Linked DNA regions of Homo sapiens: region 2 is linked to region 1. Evidence: chromatin contacts called from ENCODE POLR2A ChIA-PET data. All regions are on one chromosome and are shown on one strand. Each heading gives the region's core, a stretch centred on a gene start or an enhancer-like site at or near the end of the contact. The rest is flanking DNA. Distances are from core to core; before and after follow the strand shown. Region 1 overlaps MAP4K2 (mitogen-activated protein kinase kinase kinase kinase 2). Region 2 has its middle 5.1 kb from the start of ENEMAL.

Region 1 (3,196 bases), core at 402-2,901:
CCGGGCGTGGTGGCACATGCCTGTAGTCCCAGCTACTCGGGAGGCTGAGACAGGAGAATCGCTTGAACCTGAGAGGCAGAGGTTGCAGTGAGCCGGGATCACGCCACTGCACTCCAGCCTGGCCGACAGCAAGAGTCTGTCTCAAAAAAGAAAGAAAAAAAGCCCAAAAAATCAAAAAATGGGGCCAGGCGCAGTGGCTCAGGCCTATAATCCTAGCACTTTGAGAGGCCGAGGTGGGCGGATCATGAGGTCAGGAGTTTACGACCAGCCTGGCTAATATGGTGAAACCCCGTCTCTACTGAAAATACAAAAATTAGCTGGGTGTAGTGGTGCGCACCTGTAGTCCCAGCTACTCGGGAGGCTGAGGCAGAAGAATCACTTGAACCCTAGAGGCAGAGGTTGCAGTGAGTGGAGATTGCACCACTGCACTCCAGCCAGGGCGACAGAGTGAGACTGCATCTCAAAAAAAAAAAAAAAAAAAATCGAAAACTTAGCTGAGCATGGTGATGTAGGCATGGCGTTGTGTGTTGGTGGTCCCAGCCACTCAGGAGGCTGAGGTGGGAGGATTGCTTGAACCCAGGAGGTTGAGGTTGAAGTGAACTGTGATCGCGATCGTACCACTGCATTGAAGCCTGGGCAACAGAGCAAGACCTTGTCTCAAAAAAAAGAAAAAGGGAAATGTGGACAGTTAGCAGCCGGTACTGAGGTCCAGTTAGAGGGAGAGCTGGGAGGTGTGGAGAGGCCTCAGAGACCGGGCAAGCTTGGGAGGTTCGAAAGTGTGTCAGGGTTTCTAGGCAGGTGAGGTAGGGAATGGCACTCCAGGCAGGGGGAAGAGCAAGTATATGTTAGTATGTGTTGGGGCGGAGCAGCCTGGTGAGCTGGGGAGCTGTTAAGAGTTTGCCTGGGGGCCAGGCACAGTGGCTCACGCCTGTAATCCCGCACTTTGGGAGGCTTTGGCGAGTGGATCAACTGAGTCAGGAGTTCGAGACCAGCCTGGTCAACATGGCGAAACCCCGTCCCTAGTAAAAATACAAAAATTAGCCGGGCATGGTGGCGGGCGCCTGTAATCCCAGCTACTCGGGAGGCTGAGGCAGGAGAATAGCTTGAACCTGGGAGGCGGAGGTTGCAATGAGCCGAGATCGCACCATTGCACTCCAGCCTGGGCAACAGAGCAAGACTCCGTCTCAAAAAAAAAAGAAAAACAGAAGAGAAAAACAGTCAGATTCTGATTCTCTTTTGCAAGTTGAGCCAGTAGGATTTCCTGATGAAAGAGAAAGAGGAGTCAAGGATGGCTCCAAGGTTTTTGGCCTGGGTGTCAGGAAGAATGCAGCTGTCATCAGCTGAAGGTGGAGCAGTTTCAGGGGGAGCTGAATTCAATTTTGTTGCATGAACATGCTTATTAGATGTGCAAGTGGGACCTGCGTCAGTCCATGGCTTGGTGGGGCTGGGCTCTGAAGGGAGGGGCCCTGGGCTATGGGCCCCCGACATTGTCATGACCAGGTGGGTGGTGTGGGAAGCAGTGGACTGAGTGCAGAGGGTAGGGGAGGCCAGGCCAGTGGCTGCAACAGCTGGGGAGCTCAGGAGCCCCCTTCCTGCAACGTGCTCACTCCAGGACCACATCTGGAGCCCGGTGGCCTTGGGGCTTCCTGAGCTCAGTCCCCAAGTGAGTCTGCTTTGGCGCAGGACCTACAGGAAACAGGCCCATCAGAGCCCCAACAGGTCACAGGCAGCTTTGAGCTTGTGTTCGGGAAATGGCAGAGGCACAGTGAGCACTTTGAATGCAAAGAACAGAGAACTGGAGTTGTTTGGAGAAAAAACAAATACAAAATATATGCTTTTGTCCCATCCAAAGACCAGATGGGGAGGAGAGTGGGAGGAATGTGGGGAGAGGGAGGGACGAGGACCAGGGACAGTGAGAGACAGACATTGGCTTCCTCCATGTCCTGGCAGAAGGTACAAACAGGACATGGGCCACTGGGTGGAGGTGGCAGGGCTGCTGACAGGAAGCCCCATTCCCCAGAGGAAGAAACAGGCTGAGAGGGTCCCCTGGAGGGTTAGGGGACACTCAGTGGCCAAGGCAACGGCCCCTCTGATAACTTTTCCTCACTACTTCTACCCCGACAGCAAGGCAAGCCACCCCCTGGCCCCACAGGGCTGTTGCCTCTGCTGGAGAAGCAGAGGGCAGGCCATTTGCCTTTTGAAGTTCATTCACTGCCCCGGGCCTGTTTTCCCATCTGTGAAATGGGCCGTGTGCAGTCTGTGCAACCTGGTGGGGCTGGAGCCTGCATCCTCCCCAGCCCCTCCATGCTCTCATTTCTTCATTCCTTTTTTCTTTTTCTTTTTTTTTGAGACCGAGTTTCACTCTCATTGCCCGGGCTGGAGTCCGATGGCACAATCTCGGCTCACTGCAACCTCCGCCTCCTGGGTTCAAGCAATTCTCCTGCCTCAGCCTCCCAAGTAGCTGGGATTACAGGCACGCGCCACCACGCCTGGCTAATTTTGTATTTTTAGTAGAGACAGGGTTTCTCTATGTTGGTCAGGCTGGTCTCGAACTCCCGACCTCGGGTGATCTGCCTACCTCGACCTCCCAGAGTGCTGGGATTACAGGCGTGAGCCGTTGCACCTGGCATCATTTCTTTCTTTATACCCTGCCTTTACCTGACAAGGACTTTCAGTGACTCAAAATAGGTGGAAAGTCCTAATATGGGATGATAGGAGCTGGCCCTCTGTGAGCACACACGATTCCCAGCACTGCCGAGAGCACCTCCCCTGTATTAACTCATGAAGCCTTCACTGTGACTCTCTGGGGTGGGGCCCGCCATTATCCCCAATCTACAGATGACGAAACTGAGGCATGGAGAGATTAAGTGGCTTGCCTGGAGTCACACAGAGCTAGAAGCAATCCTGAGACCCAAACCCCTGGCCTGGATGGAGACACTCCCTCCTGGCTTCAGGGCTGGGAGACTGGCTTCAGATCCTCCACCTTTCCCAGCTGTTCTTGGGGCAAGTTACTCTGTGTCTCTGAGTCTCAGTCCCTTACTTGTAAAGAGGGAAGCTGATAGTGCCCACCTCATAGGGCTCTGCAGGGGCCTTGCCCATGGATGGCATCCCAGACACAGGCCCTGGTTATCACCCCTACAGGCGCTTTGCTCTGTCCACCAAGATTCCTGACACCAAAGGCTGCTTGCAGTGTCGT
Region 2 (3,196 bases), core at 502-3,001, 680 kb before region 1:
AGGCAGGCAGATTGCCTGAGGTCAGAAGTTCAAGACCAGCCTGGCCAACATGGTGAAACCCCATCTCTACTAAAAATACAAAAATTAGCCAGGCGTGGTGGCAGGCGCCTGTAATCCCAGCTACTCGGGAAGCTGAGGCAGGAGAATCACTTGAACCTGGGAGACGGAGGTTGCAATGAGTGGAGATCACGCCATTGCACTCCAGCCTGGGCGACAGAGTGAGACTCCATCTCAAAAAATAAAAATAAAAATTAGCTGGGCATGGTGACGTGGGCCTGTAGTCCTAGCTACTCAGGAGCATGAGGCAGGAGGATCCCTTGAACACAGGAGTTTCAGGTTACAGTGAGCTACGATTATGCCACTACCCCACCCCCCCAGCCTGGGCAACAGAATGAAACTTTCTTTAAAAATTAAAAATTAAAAAACTAAAAAGGGAGAACTATTTTGGGACATGAGTCCTACCTACCTCACTCTTTTTATTGTTTTGGTGTTTATTTTCTTTAAAAAAGAAAAAAACAACAACAAAAACAGGGTCTCGCTGTCTCTCCCAGGCTGGAATGCAGTGACACCATCCTGGCTCACTGAAGCCTCAACCTCCTGAGCTCAAGCAATCCTTCTGCCTCAGCCTCCCAAGTAACTGAGACCACAGGCACGAACCACCATGCCTGGCTAATTTTTAAATATTTTGTGTAGAGATGGGGTCTTGCTATGTGACTCAGGGGGACCTCACTCTTTTTGTTTTTTGGTTTTTTGGTTTTTGTTTTTTGAAACAGTCTTGCTTTGTCACCATGCTGGAGTGCAGTGATGCAATCTCGGCTCACTGCAACCTCCGCCTCCTGGGTTCAAGCAATTCCCCTGCCTCAGCCTCCTAAGTAGCTGGGACTACAGGTGTGCACCACCACACCCGGCTAATTTTTTGTATTTTAGAAGAGATGGGATTTCACCATGTTGGCCAGGATGGTCTCGAACTGCTGACCTTGTGATCCACCCGCCTCGGCCTCCCCAAGTGCTGGGATTACAGGTGTGAGCCACTGTGCCCAGCCACTTTGTAACTGCTAACATGGCAACACAAACTATAAAATACCTATGAATAAATTAAAGGAATGTGCAAGACTTTGTGTAGAAATTTATAATTTTTTTTTTTTTTGAGACAGAGTTTCGCTCTTGTTGCCTAAGCTGGAGTGCAATGGCATGATCTCAACTCACTCCAACCTCCGCCTCCCAGATTCAGGCGATTCTCCTGCTTCAGCCTCCCGAGTAGCTGGGATTACAGGCGCCTGCTACCATGCCCGGCTAATTTTTTGTATTTTTAGTAGAGATGGAGTTTCACTATGTTGGCCAGGTTGGTCTCAAACTCCTGACCTCAGGTGATCCGCCTGCCTCGGCCTCCCAAAGTGCTGGGATTACAGGCGTGAGCCACCGTGCCCAGCCAATTTGTTGTTTTTAAATAACCTTGTTTACAACTTTGTAATATTGATAAATTTTATAAACAATGAGATGTATGAGGCAAAAAGTGAAAGCACACACACACACACACACACACACACACACACACACACACGGACTCTGCCTGAAGCAACAGCACTGTGTATTTTTCCAGAGCTTTTCTCTATCTTTATCTTTATGAGCATATTTCTGGAACTTGCGTTTGGGGGTTGAAGTGCTTCCTCACAGGGAGTTAAGCACACCTATAAATAGCTGTGACGCATCACGGACTGTGAAAAACACTGCAGCTGAGTCACCCGGTGTGTCGGGAACCTGCGTCAGGGAGAGTCATGAGCATGGGGTGGCTTCAGAGATGGAGTGGGGCCTTAATTAGGCCCGGAAGGATGAGCTGGTGGATAAGTTGGACAGGACATTCCAGGCAGGCACTTGGTCTAGAGGTGGGCTGATCATTTCTAAATGGCAGAACCCTGACAAACGTGAGACTGAGAGTCCACAGAGGGGCACGTGGGGCTGAGCTGAGAGGCCCCCAGGGCCAGCATCCTGGCCCATGCCTTATGGAAGGCCAGACTAGAAGCCCTGGGCCAGCCCCAGGAAATAGGAAGTTTCCAGGCCGTGGACCTCCTGTGCCCCTCAGGGTGGGGGCCATGGAAGAGCTCCTCTTTGTTGCAGGGAGGGGAAGTCTGTACCCCAAAAAGGTCTTCCCATAATCCTGGAGCTGGGAGTGTGCTCGATGCACCAATGGCAAATGGTGTGCAGCAAACGCGCTCCGTTCCTGGCACTCTTACCACTGTCAAGAGAGGGACCCCAGAACTCAGGAGGCAGCCACCAGCAATCAGCAGGAGCTGGCAGGGGAGGCAGACGGGCCTCCGTCTCTCTCCCATTTCTTAAATTGGCAGATGAATGATCTGCAGGGAATGGTCTGTCCTGAGTCGCAAGTCCCAGACCTTGGGAGTCCTTCCAGGGGTGCACACTGCCCCCTAAGGAGCTGGTGCACGAGGTGCAAGCTGGGGCCCTGTGGGGAGGGCTCCAGAGTGAGGTAGGACCTTCATCCCTTCAGCCTCTCCAAATACAGACTGGCAACAGAGAGTTCCTGGCAATGGTAGGCAGAGGCCCTGAGACAGCCAGCCCTGGCTCCAGGTCCGGCAGTGAGGAGGTGAAAGCAGGTCTGGAATTAAGATTTCCTGCCCGTCAGTCAGGTCCGGTCTGCCATGGGGCTTTTTCTTTTCCCTTCAAGAACCCAAAGCCAGCCAGGTACGGTGGCTCATGCCTGTAATCCAGCACTTTGGGAGGCTGAGGTGGGTGGATCACTTGGGGTCAGGAATTTGAGACCAGCCTGGCCAACATGGTGAAACCCTGTCTCTACTAAAAATACAAAAATTAGCCAAGTATGGTGGCACACACTTGTAATCCCAACTTCTCGGGAGGCTGAGGCAGGAGAATCGCTTGAACTCAGGAGGCAGAGATTGCAGTGAGCTGAGATCGAGCCAGTGCAGTCCAGCCTGGGCAACAGAGTGAGACTCCGTCTTAAAAAAAAAAAAAACAAAAAGCAAAAAACACAAAAGAACCAAGTGATCTGCAGGAACTGAAGAGGGAGGGAAGGGCAATCAGATTCTCTGCCCAGCTCGGCCCTAACTCAAAGGTGAGGACAGGCATGACCTGGCCTTATTTCCCATGCTCTGTAACTGGAGGGCTTGTAGCCCACAGGCCGGTGTGTGGCTAACAGGGCCCTTCTTTTTTCCTGCAGTTTGCT

Evidence for each region. ChIA-PET counts read pairs that join two places held with the same protein, here RNA polymerase II (POLR2A).
Region 2: POLR2A ChIA-PET joins it to region 1 with 11 read pairs in activated T-cell. The contact joins two enhancer-like sites. POLR2A ChIA-PET finds 5 or more read pairs at or near these places in 2 of 52 experiments (activated CD4-positive, alpha-beta T cell and activated T-cell).

What each region holds. Positions count from the first base shown.
Region 1 is chr11:64,792,368-64,795,563 of GRCh38, reverse strand. It overlaps MAP4K2 (mitogen-activated protein kinase kinase kinase kinase 2), which reads left to right. Exons shown (of 32, transcript NM_004579.5): 25 at 3,142-3,196. Among named protein-coding and RNA genes, the nearest start is that of MAP4K2, 9.2 kb to the left of the region's middle. Within about 2 kb of position 1,651, at least 2 of the 41 ENCODE cell types and tissues checked have a DNase peak (open chromatin) inside an H3K27ac peak, as active enhancers do.
Region 2 is chr11:65,470,791-65,473,986 of GRCh38, reverse strand. No RefSeq gene overlaps it. Among named protein-coding and RNA genes, the nearest start is that of ENEMAL, 5.1 kb to the left of the region's middle. RefSeq lists enhancers at 1,748-1,827, 2,148-2,693, a cis regulatory region at 1,479-2,038 and a silencer at 2,368-2,447. Within about 2 kb of position 1,751, at least 41 of the 41 ENCODE cell types and tissues checked have a DNase peak (open chromatin) inside an H3K27ac peak, as active enhancers do.